Regions from separate parts of the Homo sapiens genome. Here regions 1, 2, 4, 5, 6 and 7 are each linked to region 3. Evidence: chromatin contacts called from ENCODE Hi-C or POLR2A ChIA-PET data. All regions are on one chromosome and are shown on one strand. The core of a region is the stretch at or near the end of the contact, and the rest is flanking DNA. Distances in the headings are between cores, read along the strand shown.

Region 1 (2,853 bases), core at 110-2,609, 1.9 Mb before region 3:
TGACCTCGCCTCACCTTTCACAGACCAGACCGGCACAGGCTTTGAGCTCATTATAACCACACTCCTTGTCTCGTGTCTGCCTCACTTTCTTGGTTTCATCTTTGGTTTCTCAGGTCATACTTATCCATTTGGAATTGGAAGAATTCTATTTTCAGGGTTATCAAAACCAGGGAGAGGTTTGAGTCAAGGAGAGTCCTTGGGAGAAAAAGAGAGAATCGAGACTACAGAAGGCCAGAGCTGGGCCTTATCATCATCCCCCAGGCCCCCTCAAGTGCAGCCGAGGAGCGGGCGGTAGGGGTGGGGGCACTCAAGCTCTGCTCAAGATCACATGCCCATGAATCCAACCCCTGCTTAGCAAGACGGAAGAACCGGGGAGGGGAGAGGGAGAAAGTTGCTCCATTGTAGCTACTGGAGAAATCAGAGGCTGTGGGGCCACAGAGGGAATGGAAAATGTCTCTCTTCTTTTCTTGATCTCTGGCCTTCCCAGGAGCAGAGATAGCAGCCCAATCCCTTAGACGCCAGGGTGATGCCGGATTTGGGGACCCTGGACCATTTTAGATTCTGCTGGCTTAGAGAGGCAGTTCTGGGATTCCTGAGGCCACTCCTTGTGCAACAGTCTCAGTTTTGCCAGAAATAACCTGGGGGACTTGAGGGGAGCGGGAGCCCATTGCGTCATAGTTGCTAGGCAACCCCCAGCCTGAAGGAGCGCATCGTCCCCCGTTGCCCTCCGGTGGCCGCTCTCGCATGCTGCAGGCTCTGTCCCGACTGAGGAATAGCAGCACTGCCACCTGGTGGATCCGCGGCGCTCAGAGAGCCCATTCAAGCGCATCCAGTTCCTCCCGCGGAGACCAAGCCCGGTCAGGCAAGTTCCGTGTTCTGCAGCTCTGGGCAGCTCAGAGCTTCTGAGGCTGGGGATCCCTCAGCTCCACGTTAGCGGTTTCCTCCGGAGCTGGTGCTGCTGCTTTCTTCTCTTTTTCCAATTTTGCTCCCCAATGTGCTGAACTCCTATGAACTCCAGTGGGGAAGGCACCAGGCTCAAGAGGTGGAAGAAGAGACCCAGACTGGCAAACGAGACATGGGGTTTTACTGGGGCTTACATACAGGGGAGAGAGTCCGCTGGTGGTGAGCGGGGGCAGGAGAAACCACAACCGGTTGCAAAAAGCAGTTTCTATAGCATTTCCACTTAGCACCTTCACCCTAACAACCTCCACCTGGGGATCTTCATTCAACCCAGACTTGGGCCTGGACCTTTCCCTTTATGTCCCGTGTTCCACAGCCTGGGGCCTCAGATGTTTCTCATAGACAAGGAAGGACTCTCCAGGTTGGCGACTCCTGGATTCCCTAGCTTGGAAGATACATTCAGGTGTGCCTGCCACACAGGGCCATTCTCAGGCTGTGCTTAAGTTCCTGCGGTCAGGTGCGGTTACCATACACTCCTAGGTGTTCAGGCCAACAGCTGGTGCCCCGAAACTGGTCAGGAGAGAAGGGACAGGCCACCGTGAGGCTGTTTGTTGTGTTCCTAAGGAAGAGAAGAGCCCTCCAGCTGCCCTGGATTATTGTCCGGGTGTAAGTATTTTATTCCAGTCCACCTTGGCTCCCTGGGTCTCTGGTGCCATGTGGCCTCTAACTACATTTAGCCTCTCCTTTGTATGTGTATGTGAGGACAAGATTCCTTTTCCTTTAGATTGGCCAAGGCTGGGTGGAATTTCAAAAGAACTTTGCCAAGGAACAAAGTCAAGGTCAAACGCAAAACCTAGAAGGGACATGTGCAGAGAAGATTCCAAACAGAGATGTCAGGGGCCTCTCAGACAAGTTTGGTTGAGAGGCTTTGCATATGAGAACCCTGGTTCCTTCCTAGAGTCCTGCTTCTCCTTGCGGGCCCGGATGCAGGAAAGGCTCCCCTGTTTGGTCTCGGGGATTCCTAGACCCCACAGGAAGGAACTGCACTTTTTCCAGCCCCTGCAAGGAAATGTCTGTGTGGGCCCAGAAGGTGGATTCCTCATTGGGCACAGTTGGTGTCAGTCATCTCGCGGCTTGGCAAATAGCCGGGAACTGTGGGTGTTCCTCCACGGCAAAATGAAAAGAGGGGCGGGGCCTTCTGACAAGGGGAATGAGTCCTGGTCCCGGTTGGTGGGTCAGGGTGGACTCCAGCAAAGCTAGGCCTTGAGGCCTCAGAGCAGTAGGCGAAAAAGCTTCAGTGACAGCCAGTGATAACCGCTTGTCACCCTGGCAGCCTTACTCATTTAAAGACGACCCATCTATGGCAAGGGAGGGCGGCCGTAGTTTAGGAAGGGCAGGAGGCGAGGGTTAGCTAACATTCTGAGCTCACCCAACACACCCAGCACACTCAGGGGGACCATGGAGGGTTGAGAAGACCCAGGACGCTGCAGCAACCAAAATGGCTGCCAGGGATGGAGACCCAGAGGGATAGGAGAGGAAAGAGAGACCCAGCTTGGCTGTGTGACACAGGGGATGAGCTCCATTGTAGCTACTGGAGAAATCAGAGGCTGTGGGGCCACAGAGGGAATGGAAAACGTCTCTCTTCTTTTCTTGATCTCTGGCCTTCCGAGGAGCAGAGATAGCAGCCCAATCCCTTAGACGCCAGGGTGATGCCGGATTTGGGGACCCTGGACCATTTTAGATTCTGCTGGCTTAGAGAGGCAGTTCTGGGATTCCCGAGGCCACTCCTTGTGCAACAGTCTCAGTTTTGCCAGAAATAACCTGGCGGACAAGATACACGGCAAACCCACAGAAAGGCAACCGGGACTGGCCTGGGGCCTGGCTGGCCAGAGAGCGTGTCATATGGGGACATTCAGAGTTTGTCCTGAAGCCCTTTGTAGCCCCGGTGTTTCC
Region 2 (2,938 bases), core at 34-2,533, 1.7 Mb before region 3:
GCAAATGAGTACAAGCATCAAGCAGAAATGAAATCTCTTAAAACACTGCTGGTTTCCTTTTATACTTTAATTTTTTTCTTAAACTACACGAATGGCAGTATAAGCCGTGTGCAATTTCAAAAGGCAGTCACCTAGACGGTCTGGAGAAACAGCAAACTTTCATCTTGAGATCCGTGTGCCGATTTCACTGTAATAATCCCCCCACATCCTGCAACCTGCACTCTGGCTGTTCTGCACTTGCAGAGGATGGTGCAGAAGGACTTAAGTTGTTTCAAGAAAGATTTAAATTAGATCTGATAAGGAGCTTTATTACTGATGCTGTGGAATACTGGGAGGGGGTCTTTCTGTTGGGCTATTTTGGATTTTGGACTTTACTGAAAAACAAATAGGCCAGGGTCAAATTCACATCAGAGGAACACATGTAAAATGGAGACTTGAAGAGTTATTTAGCTAACGAATAAGAAATGGTTTTTAATAATTGGATAATTACCTTAATTCTCCACTTCATTTTGTATGATGCAATGTATTTTGAGTTCTGCAATGATGTTCTGGCGGAAGTGACAAGAATTGGAAAACTATTATCACAAACAGATGACAAAGTGCTGTACTGGAGATACCATAGGTCTAAATTCAGCTGACCTCAGGGATGGCTTCTAGAAGCAGAAAAGCCATGACTGCAGGGGCCACCTGGATAGGGGGATGTAGACCAGCCTCTGCCCTGGTTAGCAGGAAAGTAGCTGGGAAAGCCTCCTTCCCTCTCTTGGATCTTCCTCCCTAAAATGAGAGTCCAGTCATGTCCCAGAACATGGAGCAGAGCCGTGAGCATCACCTCTGCCAGATAACACAGCTCAGATCATTATTCACATGCATGTCATGTATGGCATGGCTCATGGGTGGAGGGAAACCAACCTTTTTATTCTGGCTATAGCCGATTGGACTGGGCAGATACGCTGAGGCCACAGAAAGGCCATGTCTGGGCTGGACATAAGGGATGTCAGAGGCCTCCGGGGTGCCTGGGGGAGAGTCTGCTTAATCCAGGTGCCCACTTGACTAGTAGAAATCAAATCAAATCAAATAAGTGTCTTCTCTTTCAAGTTAATGCTAAGAAATCTGGCAGGTCACTGAACTCGCTACCGCCCCAAAATGCCGAGTGATGCATCTGTCTCCATGAGGTTGCTGTATGTTTCAGAACTGGGATGCAAAGTTCAGCTTCCCGTGACACCCGATTTTCAGAAGTATCCTTGCAAGACATTGCCATAATTCCAGGTGATCTGAGTCCCTCTTTCTTGTCCGCTTGACTGGTTTGACTGACTTGACCAGTACAATTTCATCAAGCTCTAACAGTGTGAGATTCCAATTCTACTGTGATGTAATATGGTGCCTGGGAGGCAGGGTGGTGAAGGAGCTAAGTAAATGGGCTCTGGGATCACACCACCTGGGTCCATTTTGAGCTCTGCCTGTTAGGTCGGGGTAGGTTCAACCCCTGTAGCACAAACACCAGGTAAGAATGCCTTCACCAAGCAAGATGGGTGTTTATTTCATGATCACTTAACAGTGTGGGTGTAAGCAGTTCAGGACTGATATGGCAATCCTAAAATTTGAGGGATGCAGGCTCTTATCTTGTTGCTTCACCATCTTCAGGGTGTTTCTCTCACCCCTGTGCTTTAGGTGGCTTTCCACAACATCCATAATCCTGCCAGAAGAAGAGGGGAGAGATGAAGGGAAGGTACAGAGGGAAGCTACTCACATCACTGCAGCTAAAACCTATTGGCCAGAACTTAGTCACATGGCAACACCAACTGCAAAGGCATTTGGGAAGTGTAACCTGCATTAGTTTTGTATTGCTGTATGACAAATGAGCACAGACTCAGTGGCTTAAACGACACAACTTTATTATCTCTCAGTTTCTGGGGATCAGGAGTGCTCGTCCTTTGCTCAGGGTCTCATCAGGCTGCAATCAAAGTGTCATCCAAGACTGTGATCCCATCTGAGACTCAGGATGCTTGTCCAAAGTTACTGGTTATGGGCAGGATTTAGTTCCTTGCAATCGCAGGACTGAGGTCCCACTTCCTTGCTGGCTGTCAGTGAGTCCGTTCCCAGCTCCTAGAGGCTGGCTGCTAGTCTCTGCCATGTGGCCCTTTCCACAATAAGGCATTGCACCTTCAAGGCCAGCAAGAGCATTCCTCTGACTCTTTCTCTTTAGCAAAGGCCCAGTTTCTTTTAAGGGCTCACCTGATTAGGCCAGGCCCACCCAGAGTCATCTCCCTTTTGACTGACTCAGAGACAACTGATGTGGGACCTTAGCTCCATCTGTAAAATCCCTTTACTGCTATCATATAATACAGCCTAATCTAAAGGAGCAATCATTTCATCCTATTACCAGTCCTACTTGTACTCAAGAAAAGGGGGTTTAAAGGCTATATACACCAGGGGGTAGGAATCTTGGGGACCATTTAGAATTCTTCCTACTTCATAATCTTTATTTGGGTGGCTATATGCCCAGCCAATAGTAATCAATACAATTCTGATTTCTGTAGTTCTATGACTGGAGAAGAATGGGAAAACGATATTGGGGATAACTAGTCTCTGCTATAATAACTTATTATCCATGTTATCTTGTTATTTAATTTTTCTGTGCTTCAGCTTCTCCTATAAAACAGGGATGATGACAATACTTCATACAAACACAGAAATAAAATAAGGGAAAAAAATTCAAGAGTCATCAAAAAGTCTAGCCATATCTTAATGACTAATGAGTACAAAAGGGGCTTGTTGAAATCTTCCCAATCTTGACCTTTTTTATACAAGTGCTAGACAAGTGGAAATCTGCAGAATATTCCCAGCACCTCAAACTCACCATTGCATAACAAATGATGTCACACAGTGAAGATGCCCCCAGGTGACATCACATCCTGAGAGGAGGAGCCGCTAGGGCAAA
Region 3 (2,919 bases), core at 351-2,850:
ACACAGGGATGGATGGACGGATGTCTGGAGAGATGGAAAGATGAATGGATGGATGGATGGGTGGATGGATGGATAGATGAATGGGTGGATGGATGGAGGGATGGATGGACGGACGGACGGACAGATATATGGATGGATGCATTATGGATGGATGCATGGACGGACGGACGGATGCACGGAGAGATGGATGGATGCATGGATGGATAGATAGACGGATGGACGGACGGATAGATAGATGGATGCCGGAAAGGAGAAGAATGAGAGACGGATGTGAGACTAGATGCACGCAGGCCAGAGCACCAGCATACGCTGGAACAGAGCACGAGCATACACTCGAACACACGCGCACACACTCAGGACATCTGCGCACAGACATACAATCCTCCGCGTCCGCTTCCACGCAGGCATTCGCGCACCTACATACACGCAGTTGCACGCGCGCGCACACACACAGGCACACACACGCAGACATGCACACACACGCAGACATGCACACACACCACACATGCAGACATGCACACACACGCAGACATGCACACACACACCACACATACACACACACACACACACAGTTCGCCTCTCCCTGGGTTTCTCAGAAACTAAATGATCACCGCCCCCCCGCCCCGCCCCACCTCCCGACACAGACACACAGGCACATACAATCCTCCCAGCACGTCCGAACGGATGCACAGAAAACTGAGCACCCAGACGGGTCCCGTCGACCCCGCACGTTAGCTCTAAACTGTGTGCAATTCTGGGGCGAAAAGCTAAAACTCGACTGCGTTCAACTTGCCGGCGGGTTCCCCAAGTCTGCGGGGCGAAGAGCTCGGGCCCCTCAGGCCCGCAATCGCACCCTCGGGGCGCTGGGCTTGGCGAGGAGAAAGGTGTCTGACTCCGGGTGCTAGAAATCAGGTCACTGGCGCCTGACGAGCGGCGCCACGACCGCTGCGCTGCGGAGCAGGCCCCGCAGCCCGGTCCCGAGAAGCGCAGGGCTCGGGAAACTTTGCAGAAACCAGAGCTCGAAAGGCTTTCGCTAGAATCCGGGAGCACCAAGCCTTCACTGTGCTCCAGGCTGCGTTTTCCCCTCGCCCCGGGCTGGCTCAGGAGAGGACGTGGTTCTTGTAATTTTTTTTTTAAATCCCGGCGTTGTCTCCCGTGCATCCCCTCAGGGCGCCTCGAGCGGGCCTCTCTGGCGGATGCTGATAAACTTTGGCCTTTGGTTACAAACTTGGACAGACCCGCCGCGTGCACGGGTCACCGCCTCGGGGCAGGCTGTCCGGCGGTTCCCCGCTGCCCCTTCGCCGATCCCCTCGCCTCAGCCCCCTTCTCCCGAATCGGGACGCACCATTCACACTGGGCTCCCCCCGCACCACCTGGCCCTGCGCTCCTGAGGACCCCTCACCCGCGATGGCCCCTCGCTGTCCCCGACCACAGAAAGGCCGTCCCGCTCTTACCTTCATTCGCGGGGTATACCCTGGAACCTGTGACAGCGTCGCAAATCCCGAAGAGACACGAAAATAGGGCGAAATAGAAAATCCCAGCCATGGTTCGCCGGTGCCAACGCTGCTCCTGCCGCTTCTATCCCAGTGGAATAAATGCTTAAGTTAGGAGAGCAGCGGGCTGAAGACATTGCCAAGGGGGCGGGCCCGGCCGGTGACGTGAGCCCGCCAGTCCGGGGCCCGCGGCCAATGGCGGCGCAGACAGGGCGGCCGAGCCCCGCCTTCACCGAGCAGGGCCCGCCCCAGGGTTCCGCCCCCTCCGGGCTCCACGGGGCGCGCGGTCTCCCGGGGCTCTAGGGGGCGAGCACGGCCGGTCCCCGCCCCCGCCTGCCGGAGGGAGCCAGCGGGATCCCCCACGTTACCTCGAAGGTCGAGCCCCTGGACGGCGGAGGGACTTTGGAAAAGCTCGGAATTGACCGAGGGGAGCCAGAGAAGAGGTTGGAAACCTTTTCTCCCACCACGGGCGGTTTAAGATGGAGGAAAACGCTCTTTTATTGAAATAAAAGAAGTCTAAGCTGACCTGCGGTTGCTTCTTTAGGAGAGTCGACGTGTCTGCGTCCAGCGCGCCCGGGCTGAGCTGCAGACTCGCGCCTGCCACCGCCACCCTCTGCCACCTTGCCCTGTTTTGTCTTTATGGCGCTTCCCCCTCTGAAATACTCTTTGCGGGGAGTTTTGTGGCTCTATCACTCGCTTCTTCCCTGGCTCCCCAGATGCCTGGAGAGCGGGGACCTACTTGGTCCCCAACGTCCAGTCCGCAGCAGGGCTCCGTCACTGTCTCCAGAGACTGAACGAATGACTTTCTAGCAGTAAGGAAGTCCCCGCTGGCCCCGTCCCCCTGCACACGCCGTGGACCTCGCCCAGGGCCCAGGACGCCCCGAGATGGCCTTGGGCAGGGAACCAGTTGTGGATTTCCCGGGGGCAGGGTTGGGGGCAGTCCCTGGAACCGGGCCTAGCCCGTCTGGGAGCGGTGGGGTAGAAGTGAAAGGCTTAAGTGTGGGTGCGGGGACTTGCAGCCGCACAGACAAGGCAGACCGGGACTGGGAAGCTGCCCGGAGCGGCTGCTGCGACTCTCCGCTCCGACCTAGCCGGGGCAGCCCTCCCTGCCCCGGGAGAAGACGGCGAGCAGGAGGACCCGCAGAGCCCCGCCCGGCTGCTCCGGCCCCGGGGGCACTGGCACCATCGGGCTGTGGTCTTTTCCCGATGCCCGAGCCGTGGACGCGGCCACCTAAGAGCGGTCCGGCGAAGGCAGCGCAGCCGGTGTCCCAGGGACCGGTCCCCAACGCCACTCGGTGCATTTCCCCAGGCGCTGGCAGGGGCACTGATTCCTAGCAATGAGGCCTCCCTTCCCCTTCCCAGGCCGCCCCTCCTCTGACTCCCTCCAGAGCAGGGCCGAGTTTTCCTGGGGAGCCTGGGTCCCGGC
Region 4 (3,239 bases), core at 652-3,151, 1.3 Mb before region 3:
AAATGACAGGTATTTGGGATTGTTACTTTTGCTCATGGCAAATTCCTAAGAGGACCATGCCTGATTTGGAAGGGATATGGGGGAACAGGTCATGTATCAAGAAGTCCATCATGATGATACCAAATATATTAGTCTCTTCTTGCACTGCTATACAGAAATACCTGAGATTGAGTAATTTATATAGAAAAGAGGTTTAATTGGCTCACAGTTCTGCAGGCTATACAGGAAGCATGGCTGGCAGAGGGGGCAGGGTCTCAGGAAACTTTCAATAATGGCAGAAGGTGAACGGGAAACCAGGCACATCTTGCAGGCTTGTCTTACATGGCTGGAGCGGGAGGAAGAAGAGAGGAGGGGGTGGTGCTACACACTTTTAAACAATTAGATAGCCCACTCACTATAATGAGAACAGCACCAAAGGGGAAATTCATCCACGTGATCCAATCACTTCCCACCAAGCCTTACTCCAACACTGGGGATTACAATTTGACATGAGATTTGGGTGGGGATCCAGACCCAAACCATATCACCGTATTAGACCCACTCTGCATTCTGCAGCTCTTTATCCTTTCATACTAAAGTCTCAGGATGACCAAAACATTTCTTCTTGGTTCTCACTCAGATGGGCTTCTTCCCAACTTAAAATATAAACTACTCTTCAGGAAGCACTGTGGCTTACTAAATAAACAGTGAGTGATCCTCAGTGCTCATCACAGTGCTGGGCACTTGGTCAATGCTCAAAAACATGCTGAATAAATGAATGCAAAAAAGTCTTTCCTCCTCCCACACCTGCCCGCCAGAGAACAACCCCCCTTTGACTATAATTTTCCTTTACCTACCCAAATCTTATAAAATGGCCCCACCCATATCTCCCTTCGCTGACTCTCTATTCGGACTCAGCCCGCCTGCACCCAGGTGAAATAAACAGCCTTGTTGCACACACACACACACACACACACAAAGAATTCATTGCTCTTAGCTTTTGCACTGTTTCCTTTTGTAGACCTTCCTACATAAGTATTTGTGTATATGTCTGTATTTCCTGAATGAATAACTCCAAGTTTCTTGAGGATAGGGGCCTGTCCCTTATTAATTTCTCTAAGTCCAACACATTGTACAGTGCCAAGCGCAGAGTGGAGGTACTCAGTATAAGTCTGTTGAAATTCAGTGAAATGAAGGCAGAGTGATCTGATACTTTGGCTGGCTTTCAGAAAAATCATCTAGCATAGGAATAGAAAAACTAGAAATGAAGGGAGCCAGGGCTACACTCCCCAAGAGTGATAAATTGAGAAATAAGTTTTAAGCCTGGGAGTGCATTTTGAAGCAAATTGGCAAGAGATATGGGCCATAAGCACATTTCTCAAGGTCTGTGTCATTCCTTGGTGGAATTTTCGGAGGCAGACCTAGCCTGGAATGGTCTTCTCCTTTCCTGACCTCCTGTGTCTCCCATTAACTTCTTTAGTTTGTTATTGGTTTATTGTCCTGTGCTATTAACTGTATCCTCAATGTTTATGTTTTATCTTTACAGCTTGATTGAGAGCTATTTAAGGGTGATTCCTTCTTGGGCTTTCTTATGTCTCCCTTTTATCAGGTTCTGGGAGCCTCTTCCCCTCTTTCCAACATCTCTCTCTCTTTACAGCAGGCCTTGGGAAACTCCCTGTCCTCCAAAAGCCTCTTTCCCACCATTCTGCTTGAGGTTTCTGGCTCCAGTCTTGTAACTCTCTGATTTCTTTCTGCCTTTTCTGCTTTTGCAGAGAAATTTTGGTTCAATCCCTTGCTTCCTTCTGGTTTGCAGCTTTGCCTTCAATGAAATCCTTTGGATTCCTTGTGCTTAAAACTCTGGTTGCAGGCCAGTCATTCCTCTCTCTCATTTCTCCATCCAGTCTGACTCTAGGCTTTTCCCCAGGTTCTTGGCCATGGGCCCTGGCTTGTCTTGGAGGAGAGTTTGCCCAAAGTGAAGCACTGAGTAAATATTTGATACCTGATGACACATGCTTTCCATGATTCTTTCTCCCATTAAAAGAGCTGTTGTTATTAGTTTTTTAATCCGAGGAATTTTATCTTTATCTTGAAAATATATATAAATGTTTATTAGGTTATTTAATTTCATCTAGATCTTAGGAAAGCATGGATTACTAAAATTCATATGTGGTGTAATATTTTGCCGCCTCCTTGTGAAGCATGACTTGGAAAAAGAAATACATAGTTAGTTGGCTGACCCTGGTTGCTATCTTGGGCAAATCATTTACCTCTCTGAACTTGGCTCTTTTCTGTAAAATGAAAACAGAAACGGAGGTCATAGATATGGCATAGAAGTTTGGTGAGGCCCAGTTGTGTTAACATTTGTGAAAGAATTTGTAAACATTAAAGTTTAAAGTTTATTTGTTATGCATATATAAACATTATTATTCTTATATGTGATTAAAACTGTAGCCAAGCACTCTAAAAGTTTTCCTCCTACCCAAGAGATATCAAAATGGAATGCTGTGTTTTATTACAACTGGCTAAAACAACTAAAGAACTTTGAATGTGAGTGACTCCCTTACATCAGTCCTTACTGAAAACTTTCTTTACCTACACACAATAGGACGTGTTGGAACACTCATGGACACTGCACAGCTCTATTGGCTCGTTCCACACTGTGCAGAGAGCAAGTTTGACATAACCACTATCAACTCATTTGTGAATACAGGTTGAATATCCCAAATGTAAAAATGAAAAACTAAAATGCTCAAAAATCCAAAATGTTTTGAGCACTAACATCATGCTCAAGGGATATGCTCATTGGAACATTTAGGATTTTAGATTTTTGGATTTAGGTTGCTCAATCAGCAAGTCTAATGCAAATATTCCAAAATCTAAAAGGATCCAAAATCTGAAACACTTCTGATTGCAAGCATTTTGGATATAGAATAGTCAACCTTAAAATTCCCAACTTTTACCTTTAACCTAGTTCAGTACATTTCTTCATTGGAATATATTCTCTTGCCTGGCAACCAAATAAACTTGTACATTCTTTTTTTAAAAATGTATTTATTGGCCAGGCTCAGTGGCTCATGCCTATAATCCCAGCACTTTGGGAGGCTGAGGTGGGCAGATCACTTGAGGTCAGGAGTTTGAGACCAGCCTGGCCAGCATGGTGAAAACCCGTCTCTACTAAAGAAACACAAAAAATTAGCTGGGCATGGTGATGCGTGCCTATAATCCCAGCTACTCGGGAGGCTGAGGCAGGAGAATTGCTT
Region 5 (3,277 bases), core at 568-3,067, 1.6 Mb before region 3:
CCAAGTGGCATGGCTGGCCTTGTGTCAGTTAAACTTTTCCTTTATTGCAATGTCATGGTCTCAATGAATTGTTTTTGTCTGTGAGATGGGCAGGAAGAACCCATAGGTGGTTACACTTGTGCTTCCTTTGAGGGCCTGACCTCCAGCTTGGGAGGAGCAGCTGGGCCCCAGCATCCCTGCGGGGAACTGAGCTAGGCCCTCTGGTTGGGTTAGTGAATGTGTTAGGCAGCCCCCAGTCCTCCGCTGCCTTTGTATACATCTCCACACATCTTGCTTTCCCATTACTTCCTTTAACATTTTTCCCCTTAGTGTCCTAGCAACTGTCATGTCTACAAATTAACCTGAGAAAAATGTTGAAAAGGCACCGCTCTTACAGCCTGTGCTCCAGCTCCCCTGCTTCCTCCCAGCCCTTCCTCTGCTTCCTCTGCCTTCTGGTACAGTCATTAGTTGCTCCTCCAATTCCCCACTTGGCTGGCTTAGCTGCCTCTCTGCATGCCCCATTCCCATCTTTCTGTGTGCTCTGGTCCTCTCTCTGTCCTCCACTAGACCATAAGCTTCTTGAGCAAAGGGGTTGTCCCTTTCCATTGTGTAGTCCTGGCACCTCCAGCACAGTTAGGGTGCACGTAGTAGGCATTCAGCAAACGCTTGCTGCATTAGGTTGTACATATGGTTCACATTTTCTAGGAACGTCTGTTTGTTCTGATTATCTGCCAGCCAAGTATACTCTTGGGTAGAAAAAGGGAAATGGACTAAAAGATGTGGTTCAAGGAGTAGTCAACAGCCTGCTCATAATTACTAGTGGCAATGGAATAAGCATAAACTTTCTTGCATAACTAATCAATATCTTAATATATCTCCATTAGCAAGGGTGTATCTTATGTTATTGTTATTAAATATCTACCTATTGTGTCAAAAAGGTTTCAGGGTAATTGTTATTGATGGTTAAAATCTTGTCGGCTGCTGACCGTAGATTTCTTTTTTTAATGGATGATGATTGGCTGAGATTTATTTTTCCTGTATTGCTATAAGCCAGATTCTCCATTAAGCTATAAAATATTATGATACACTTGAAGCAATGTAATGTGATCCAAACACACAGTTATAACTCATTTCATTATTAGTCTCATGTGCCAAGACATTAGCATAGCAGTTAACTAGTACTGGGATAAGAGTGGTGCTCAGGAATATTTTTTAACAATCCAATTGCATTAGTGCCAGCTATAGTTTAACCATCGGATGGTTATACTCACGTGCATAATGATAATTGAGCAATAGAATGCTGACATGAATTTTTGAGGCAGAATCTCTGTTTTTAGCTTTAAATACAAAAATCCAATCCAGAGAACAGTGTGATATCTACCAGCATTTGGTAGATTTCAGTTTGTTAGAAGAGGCTCGGGTTCCCTTTGTCCTCTGTGGTTGGTACCTGAGTTGTAGCTATTTAGAAATGGATTTCTGGAACAGTCTAAATCTTCTGTGCTGTTCTCATATTTCCCTGTACTATCCCAGAGGAATGAAACTACATCATCCGGCCTACCCTTTGTACCCAAATGTGGTTCAGAAATCCACTTTGTCTGAGCTGTTGTCCAGATTTTTGTTGTAGGCACTTAACACTTCTCCCATGGAAAGCTGCTGGGATAGAGTATATGAATGGCCCCAATCCTTCATCCTCGCCCTGGTTACATCCTTTACAATGTAACGTTGCAGTTCCTGCCACTAAAGAGGAGTGATGTCTCCCTGCCCTTTGACTTTGGGTTTGGCCATGTGACTTGCTTTGGGCTGTTAGATGTCACATGACTTATTCTTCACTTCCTGACTTTCCCTACTTGGTGTTCCACTTGTGCTAAATCGTGTGCATTCCTGGAATACATCACACACCTTGGCATCACATATTTCCTATTAATAGTTCTACAATATTCTCTCATGCATCCCCACATCCACCACACCCCGAGGGCACCACACTCTTTCAGGGCACTGCTGACTCATTCTTCAGTCAACACACAGTCAAGAATCATCTTCTCCCGAAAGCTCCTGCCCCCTCACCTCCCACACGCCCCAGGGTCCTTCAGGAGCACCTTCTGTTGCTGCACTTGTTGCCTTGTTTTTTAATTTCTGGCTTCTTTTCCTATGAGTTCCTGAAGGGCAGGGATATATTCTTCTCCATATTCCCAGGGCCCAACACAGTTCCTTGTGTGTAAGTGGTAAGCCAGCCGATTTCAGCCCTTTTTCCTTTGGTTGTAACCGGCTTCATTCCAAGATAAGATTGAGTCATGCTAAAAAAAAAAAAAAATTGAAAACACAGGATAACAATTAAGTAGATGAAAATTTAGGAGAGAAAGGAAATAAGGGGATAAAGAGATGATGAAATAAAAATTCAAGTTGGAGCCCCAACATGCCAGGAAATCCTGTATAATTGTTATATTTAGGCCTCTAATTAAGCTCTAAGCTTCTAAGTACCAAAGCAAAGGAGAAAAAACAGGAATGGTTATAATGTTCGGTTTAGATACTTCATGAAAGAAGATGTATGTAAGGCCAATAAGCACATTGAAAGATGCTCAACATGATTAGTCATGAAGGAAATGTAAGTTAAAATCATGAGTTACCACATTATACTCACTATATTGGTTTAAATGAAAAAGACTGACAATATCAAGTGCTATTAGAATATAACGCAACTGGGCTCTGACACAATGCCGGTAAGAGAATAAAAGTCTGGCAGTATTTTATGAAGTTAAACACATACCTATCTTGTGACCCAGCAATTCCACTAAGTAACTGAGAGACTCATTCATGACTTGTACGCAAAAGACTTGCACGTGAATGACAACAGCAGATTTATTCATAACAGCTAAGAACTGGAAACAACTTAGTTGTCCCAGGGTGAACAGACAGTTGAATTGTGGTATATTCATACAATGAAATAGTACTCAACAATGAAAATGAACAAGTTGCTGGTATATGCAACATGGATATATTTCACAGACATTATTTGAGAGACAGAAGCCAGAGAAATAAGATATATATATTATATAATTCATATGAAGTTCTAGAATAGGTAAATGTAATCTACAAGGAGAGAAATCAGATCAGTGGTCGCAGGGGATGGGTATAATATGTGAAAAATTTACTGTAAAGAGACATGAGACAATTTGCTGGTATGATGGCACTGTTGTAAGTCGGAGTCAGCCAACTTCTTCTGCAAAGGGTAAGATAGTAAACATATTAGGCTTTTCATATTATGGTCTGTGTTATAACTACTTAGCTCTACCATTATAGC
Region 6 (3,289 bases), core at 508-3,007, 1.8 Mb before region 3:
CTTACCAGGGCTGAGACACATCAGTCTTTTTTCTCAAAAGGCCTTCAACTGACAGAGTGATGCCCATTATATCATGGAAGATAATCTGCTTTACTCGAAGACTGCTGATTTAAATGCCAATTTCATCTAAAAAATACCCTCATGACCACATTTAGACTGGTATTTAACCACATATCTAGGCACTGTGCATAGCCAAGTTGACATGTAACAGGAACTATTAGAGTAGGTATCATTTTCTTTGTATAGGTGAGGAAAACAAGTCTCAGAGAAATAAATTCACTTGCAATGGTAGTTTGGATAATGGTTCCAAATATGGCCACGTTGTACTCCCCAGAACATGTAAATATTACCTTCTATGGCAAAAAGGATTCTGTAGATGTGGCTAAAGTAAGGATCTTGAGATAGGGGATGATCCCAGATTATATTGGTAAGCCCGATGTAGTCAAGTGGCCCTTCCAGGAAGGATGAAGGAGGGTCAGAGTCAGTGGAGGTGGTGTGATGGTGGAGGTAGAGACTGGAGCCATGGACTTTGAAGATGGAAGAGGGGGACACAGGCCAAGGAACACAGGTGGCCACTAGAAGCTGGAAAAGGGGAGGAAATGGATTCTCCCCAAGAGTGTTCAGAAGGAGCCAGCCCTGCCAACACCTTGCTTTCAGTGAGACTGATTTTGGACTTATTGCCTCCAGAGAGAGATAATAAGTAAGAGAATACATTTGAGTTGTATTAAGCCACTGAGTTTGCTGCAATTTGTTACAGCAGCCATAGTGAGCTAATACACTTGCCTAAGGCCATGTAGTTGGTAAATGGTAGAGGTGGGATTTGAAAGCAGGTGTGGCTGATTGGCTGACTCCGTGGCCTGAAACATGGAATGCTTTTATCATCACCAGTGCTGTTGACCTCTCTCAAACAGTAGTTCCTGAGCTCCTCTCTCCTCTCTCCTCCCATAATTCCTGTCTAGACTTTAGCCAAATGACCACAACTTTATGTATATTAACCTTATATAAAGAGGGTCAATTAGTGGTATAGGAGAGAGGGACTGGCAATAGGAGGCCAAAGGGTAATGAGGACATGATCCTCTACTTATTGGGATCCCACTGTGTAGCTGACACTGTATAAACGCTGTGTGTCATTCTCCCAGCCTCCCTGGAGGTCAGGTGCTACTGTCATCTCTACATCATAGTTGAGGAAACTGAGACCAAGAGAGGTTAAGTAACTTGCCCAAGGTCACACAGCTGTGTAGCAGAGCTGAGGCTTAAAACTAGATCAGCTTGAGCCGACACTTTCTGATCCTCTCCTCCTGGAGAGTCCTTATCATAGTGCAGCAGGAGGAGCAGCAGCAGGAGAGAAAAATGTTGGCAAAAAACTAGAGCGAGCTGAAGACCCAGCCTCCCTGGGTTCTTGCTCCCCTTCCAGAAAGCTCCATCTCAGGTGCACAGGTTCCAGTCCAGGGCCGGGGATTCCTATAGTGTCTTCCGCACCCTTAAGTGGCCTTGTTACTCCGGTCATGGAGAAACCTATTTAGGTTTCCCTCCTCTCTGCCTTCTCGCCTTTCATTTCCCCTCTGGCTCCTTGGCTGCCCTTAGCATCTGCTGAGGTAGTGTTGGCTCCCTCCCTCCCTTCTCCTCCCCCTGCTTCTTTTTCATTTTCCATTATCATTGCTGCTCTTTTCCTTTTATTCTTCAATTTTGATCGCCTACGGGGGAGGACGGGGAGCTGAGGGTGAGTGCTGCTTTCTGCAGAGATCTGGCCTGACTTCTTTTGCCTGTCGAGAGTTAATGTGCAAGCTCCCGGAGGCAGGCAGGCCTCGGTCCATCACCCCAGGGAGCTGGACAGCCCGTGCACTGCAGATGATCCCTGGCAACCAGCGGGAACTGGAGCTGTGCTGTTGCGTCTTAGCTGAGCTTATGACATCGCAGAATAGGTTATCAACGACACTGGGCTAAAAATACCGTATTTATTTTTGAAATAACTTGTTTTGGCAGTTATAAATACTCTATGAAGTCAGCTTAGAATGTAGTCTAGCAGCTCTCAGACAACTGAATAATATTTCAGATGTGCACATTATTTTCTATGCAGAATTCAGCATGCAATTTCCAGCCAATTCTTTGCTATCCTGAGTAATGGAGGGCAGATTGGGTGCAGACCAAACCAGTGAATCATCAGCTTAGTGCAGGGTTACAGCCTAGGCTTCCAAACTGAGAATTTTACTTTGGAGTAGATGTTACTAGAAGAAACGTTCAAGAAAGTTTTCTTTGCTTGCTAGGGACCCCTTTACCTTTGGGTAGCAGAGAGCTGAAGCGAGTCATCATAACTCCTTCCCTTCTTCTCTTTCTCTTTCTGTCTTCCCTACCCCTCCCTCCTCTCTCCCTAGTTAAGGGCTATTAAAAAAAGCCACAATACCATTGTCACACTTAAAAAATTAATAATTCCTTAATATCAGGCTTCATCTAGTTTAAAAAACTATTTGAATCAGGATCCTATTAAGATCCACACAGTGCCATTGATTGATATATCTCTTAAGTCTCCTTTAACCCATACGTTCTCCTTCCATTTCTCTCTCCCTCTCTCTTTGAAATTAATTCGTTGAAAAGGTCTACATTTTTACTTGCTGCATAGTATTCCCCAGTGGGGATCTATCATTTCTCCCCCATTCTCCTATTGATGGGCATTTTAGGTTGTTCTTTTTTCTTTTCTTTTTTGAGACGATCTCACTTTGTTGCCCACGCTGGAGTTCAGTGGCACGATCGCAGCTCACTGCAGCCTCCATCTCCTGGGCCCTAGTGATCCTCCCACCTTAGCCTCTCAGGTAGCTGGAACTACAGGCCTGGGCCACCATGCCTGGCTAATTTTTGTTTTTGTTTTTTCTGGAGAGACACAGGTCTCACTGTGTTGCCCAGGCTGGTCTTGTACTCCTGGGCTCAAGCAATCCTTCCATTTCAGTCTCCCAAAGCGTTGGGGTTACAGGTGTGAGCCACTGCACCTGGCCTGGTTGTTTTCAAACTCTTACTGGCACCCATGTGCTACTGTGTGAGATCTTTGTGCACATGTGCCAACATTTCTCTAGGGTAGCTACAAAGACACAAATATGGAAAATTGAAGGGCAAGCACACTGTATTCGGTTGAACCATATGAAATTTTTGTAGGCCAAAGACAGTTGATTATTGGCAATTTCAAATGGTTCAGCCTAATACATTTTCATTAAAATTGCTAAATTGCCTATAAACATATTGTAGGAATTTGCTTTCCTCCCACCAATTTATAAGGGTTCCCATTTCCCCATACCATTGC
Region 7 (2,875 bases), core at 44-2,543, 2.0 Mb before region 3:
ACATAGAAAGGTGGGGGGAAGTTTAGGTTTTATGGCTGGCTTTGGGGGAGAGGGCTTCTAGTTTCTGTGACTCATCTTGGGGAAGAGGAATTCTGGTTTCTATGGCTTGCCTTGGGGAAGAAAGAAGGCTGGGAGACAGGAGGGCAGGAAAAGGTCGGAGAGACTGTGCCTGAGGCCTTCCAGTCTCTTTTAGTTCAAAATAGTCAGCATACCAAAGCGCCGTATTTTGGGGTATTGTTTTTCTGAGCTCAACACTGCTGCTTCGGATGTATCTCCACTTACTTTATTTAACCTAAAAGGCTTTCAGCTCAGAGCACAAGTAGTATGCCATGAATGCGAAATTGTGTGGTTCAAATATTCAAAATATTTGAAATATTTGCCATTTCAAATATTTTGTCTTGAGAAAATAAAATCTTTCAAATCTGGCAACTTGGGATAAAGATGACTATGATCCTATCCCTCCTTTCAACTGGCTTAGGATTCATTTTGATTTTCCTCTGTAGAAATGGGGCGCTTCATGAAAGAAACTCTCTCTGAAAACCAGGAATTCTGTTAAAAGACCTTTTTGCTAATCTAGTTCAGTAGTTGACGTTAGCATTTGACGGGGAGCCTGGTGAAAGCTACCATGAGAATTCGGAAGCAAGAAACTGGCAGTCCTGGCGCTACTGGTTACTAATTGAACGACCTTCGCAAGTAACCTAGCCTCTGTGAACCTGTTCTCATTTTCAAACGCGGTTGAATAACTACTTTTCAACTAGGATGTTATGAAAGGTAATAGGGTAAAGACAAAGGACTAGGTTCGCGTGGAGCCCAGTACTGCTGAAGGAAAGATACACGAGTTTGGAGGGAGTCTAAGGAAAAGGAGGCAAAGGACCCCGGAGGTTATATCCTCGGTGGCCTCAGCTTTTACACGATCTAAGTCCATCCTACGGCGGATACGCTCTCCTTTCACTGGAAAATGACTGTTTGCGTTGAAAAAATTTTTATCTAACAAAGCTCCATTTCTCTAAACTTTGCTTCCCCGCCCAGTTTGCAAACGAGTCAGGGTTTCCTCACCGGCGCGGTAGGCTCGCCGAAAGCCAAGCGGGAGCCCCAGGCTGCGCAGGGCGGGGGAATAATGGGTGCCCAGCTCCGGGCCAGGAAGCCCAGGGAACCACTGCAGCCACCACCGCGGTCAGGAGACAGCCCCCGCACCGCCCCTTTTCGATTCGTTTGCATGATCTACGGCGCGGTTTCCGGCGGCAGAGACATGTTTTCCGGTCGTCCCTTGGCTCGATTTTCTTCCGGGGCGGGACTTCCTTTCCATCATTGATAGGCGCCGGGCAGCTGAGCTGGTAGGAGGACCAGACGGGGAGGTTCGGTATGTCTGACCAGGACTTATGTTCCTCGAAAGGGCGGCCAGGAGGATGCTCTTCCTCTCTTTTCTTTCTCGCCTTTTTCTCCGCATGACGCCTCGGTTTGCGCGGACGCCCTGGGCTTTTGGCACTACCGCCCACCTGAGGCTCTTCCGCTTCCTCTTTCCCCCCCCAGGCTCCGCCCCCCAGCGTCCCGTGGCCATGACGACCGCTCAGAGGGACTCCCTGTTGTGGAAGCTCGCGGGGTTGCTGCGGGAGTCCGGTGAGTGGACTTCCGGTTGGGCTGGGCCTCGGACCTCGGACGAGGTGGGGGTGGTGCTTTCTGGAGACACGCCCTGAGAGTCATGGAGTTACGACTGGTAGGGTCACCAGGTGTCAGAGTTCAATTTCTTTACTTTTCCCAGGTTTGTTCGCCCTTACAGTGTCCTTTGCCTGTGATAGCCTAAACTCTAGCCGTCCTTTGAGGCCAAAGGGCGGTATCCCTCCCTCCGTGCCTTCTCTGACACTGTCAGAAGGAAGTGATCATTACCTGACTAAAAGCCCCTCAGGACCAGGGACTGATCTCGGTCATAATCATTATTGTGTAGCAAGGTACTAAATACAGTAGATAGAAGCACGAGATTTGGAGTCGGACCCACTTGGGTTGGAATATCAACCCTCTTTCAAACTTGCCATACTGTTTCCTGAGGCTCAGTTTTCCTCACAGATTGGCATAGTGATTGTACTTAACATTTGTGGGGATTCGTTTTAATTCATGTATTTAGTACAATGCCTGCAAGTATAGTAACTGCTTACAGTTGGGAGCTATTGTTATTGTAATGATTTCCCTGATGCTTGGCACTGTGCCTGGGCATAATGGAGCCACAGTAGTTGTTGAATACTTGGTTGGCATTAGTTGTGGTAGAAAAAGCCTTGGCTTTGAGATCAGATAGGAGAAGTAACTTCCTACCAATTATATGATCTCCATCAAGATTTTTCACTTTTTTGAACCTCAATTTTCATATCTGTAAGATGGGGTTAATAGTGCTTCTCTTTGAGAGATTCTGAGAAGGTTTGAATGAGATACCAAAGTCATCTGGTACATACTACAGTTAATGTTAGCTGTCCTCCATCACTCCATGCTCCTATTGACGATATCTGTGGAAGCTCTCTTTATAGCAGTTTTCTTTTCTTTCTTTTCTTTTTTTTGAGACAGAGTCTTGCTGTGTCACCCAGGCTGGAGTGCAGTGGCGCAATCTCAGCTCACTGCAACCTCCACCTCCTGGGACGAAGTGATTCTCCTGCCTCAGCCTCCTGAGTAGCTGGGACTACAGGTGTGCACCACCATGACCGGCTAATTTTTGTATTTTTAGTAGAGACGGGGTTTCACCATGTTGGCCAGGTTGGTCTTGAACTCCTGACCTCAAGTGATTAACCTGCCTTGGCCTCCCAAAGTGCTAGGATTAAAGTCGTGAGCCACAGCACCTGGCCAGTAGCAGTTTCATTTCCTGGCTTGTATTGATAACTTTGCAAATGTCTTA

What was found. Hi-C counts contacts between places; a loop is a spot of excess contacts on that map. ChIA-PET counts read pairs that join two places held with the same protein, here RNA polymerase II (POLR2A). Pooled maps may share reads with other maps.
Region 1: a map of naive thymus-derived CD4-positive, alpha-beta T cell shows a loop between it and region 3 (22-fold over the local background). The contact joins the enhancer-like site here to the promoter of EPHA4 in region 3. A Hi-C loop is called at or near these places in 3 of 168 maps with a recorded cell type or tissue (CD8-positive, alpha-beta T cell, IMR-90 and naive thymus-derived CD4-positive, alpha-beta T cell) and 12 of 50 pooled maps.
Region 2: a loop to region 3 is called in a pooled map, with 1.9 times the contacts of the local background. The contact joins the promoter of LINC01803 here to the promoter of EPHA4 in region 3. A Hi-C loop is called at or near these places in 2 of 168 maps with a recorded cell type or tissue (heart right ventricle and prostate gland) and 6 of 50 pooled maps.
Region 4: a map of ascending aorta shows a loop between it and region 3 (9-fold over the local background). The contact joins the enhancer-like site here to the promoter of EPHA4 in region 3. A Hi-C loop is called at or near these places in 3 of 168 maps with a recorded cell type or tissue (IMR-90, PC-3 and ascending aorta) and 5 of 50 pooled maps. POLR2A ChIA-PET finds 5 or more read pairs at or near these places in 1 of 52 experiments (MCF 10A).
Region 5: a loop to region 3 is called in a map of MCF 10A, with 26 times the contacts of the local background. The contact joins the enhancer-like site here to the promoter of EPHA4 in region 3. A Hi-C loop is called at or near these places in 1 of 168 maps with a recorded cell type or tissue (MCF 10A) and 2 of 50 pooled maps. POLR2A ChIA-PET finds 5 or more read pairs at or near these places in 1 of 52 experiments (AG04450).
Region 6: a pooled map shows a loop between it and region 3 (4-fold over the local background). The contact joins the enhancer-like site here to the promoter of EPHA4 in region 3. A Hi-C loop is called at or near these places in 3 of 50 pooled maps.
Region 7: a loop to region 3 is called in a map of CD4-positive, alpha-beta memory T cell, with 10 times the contacts of the local background. The contact joins the promoter of STK11IP here to the promoter of EPHA4 in region 3. A Hi-C loop is called at or near these places in 1 of 168 maps with a recorded cell type or tissue (CD4-positive, alpha-beta memory T cell) and 9 of 50 pooled maps. POLR2A ChIA-PET finds 5 or more read pairs at or near these places in 1 of 52 experiments (Panc1).

Annotation. Positions count from the first base shown.
Region 1 is chr2:219,641,897-219,644,749 of GRCh38, forward strand. SLC4A3 (solute carrier family 4 member 3) reads left to right here. Exons shown (of 23, transcript NM_005070.4): 23 at 1-75. Among named protein-coding and RNA genes, the nearest start is that of SLC4A3, 16 kb to the left of the region's middle. RefSeq lists enhancers at 902-951, 1,610-2,381. Within about 2 kb of position 1,360, at least 7 of the 41 ENCODE cell types and tissues checked have a DNase peak (open chromatin) inside an H3K27ac peak, as active enhancers do.
Region 2 is chr2:219,903,606-219,906,543 of GRCh38, forward strand. LINC01803 (long intergenic non-protein coding RNA 1803) reads right to left here and starts at 1,284. Exons shown (of 3, transcript NR_146975.1): 1 at 910-1,284; 2 at 640-774; 3 at 446-548. It overlaps LOC105373890 (a long non-coding RNA gene), which reads left to right and starts at 1,406. Exons shown (of 3, transcript XR_923927.3): 1 at 1,406-1,501. MIR4268 (microRNA 4268) reads right to left here; the gene lies at 2,897-2,938. RefSeq lists an enhancer at 2,759-2,938.
Region 3 is chr2:221,570,704-221,573,622 of GRCh38, forward strand. EPHA4 (EPH receptor A4) reads right to left here and starts at 1,601. Exons shown (of 18, transcript NM_004438.5): 1 at 1,455-1,601. The coding sequence starts at 1,545. RefSeq lists silencers at 1,557-1,976, 2,577-2,856, 2,907-2,919.
Region 4 is chr2:220,275,635-220,278,873 of GRCh38, forward strand. All of the region lies in intron 2 of LOC105373893 (a long non-coding RNA gene), which reads left to right. Among named protein-coding and RNA genes, the nearest start is that of MIR4268, 370 kb to the left of the region's middle. Within about 2 kb of position 1,902, at least 10 of the 41 ENCODE cell types and tissues checked have a DNase peak (open chromatin) inside an H3K27ac peak, as active enhancers do; they include IMR-90, PC-3 and ascending aorta, where a contact is called at or near this core.
Region 5 is chr2:219,966,959-219,970,235 of GRCh38, forward strand. The region is part of intron 1 of LOC105373891 (a long non-coding RNA gene); the gene reads left to right. Among named protein-coding and RNA genes, the nearest start is that of MIR4268, 62 kb to the left of the region's middle. RefSeq lists an enhancer at 1,425-2,624. Within about 2 kb of position 1,818, at least 5 of the 41 ENCODE cell types and tissues checked have a DNase peak (open chromatin) inside an H3K27ac peak, as active enhancers do.
Region 6 is chr2:219,767,699-219,770,987 of GRCh38, forward strand. No RefSeq gene overlaps it. Among named protein-coding and RNA genes, the nearest start is that of LINC02832, 39 kb to the left of the region's middle. Within about 2 kb of position 1,758, at least 8 of the 41 ENCODE cell types and tissues checked have a DNase peak (open chromatin) inside an H3K27ac peak, as active enhancers do.
Region 7 is chr2:219,596,564-219,599,438 of GRCh38, forward strand. STK11IP (serine/threonine kinase 11 interacting protein) reads left to right here and starts at 1,294. Exons shown (of 25, transcript NM_052902.4): 1 at 1,294-1,360; 2 at 1,531-1,617. The coding sequence starts at 1,557. RefSeq lists enhancers at 1,246-1,465, 1,676-1,735.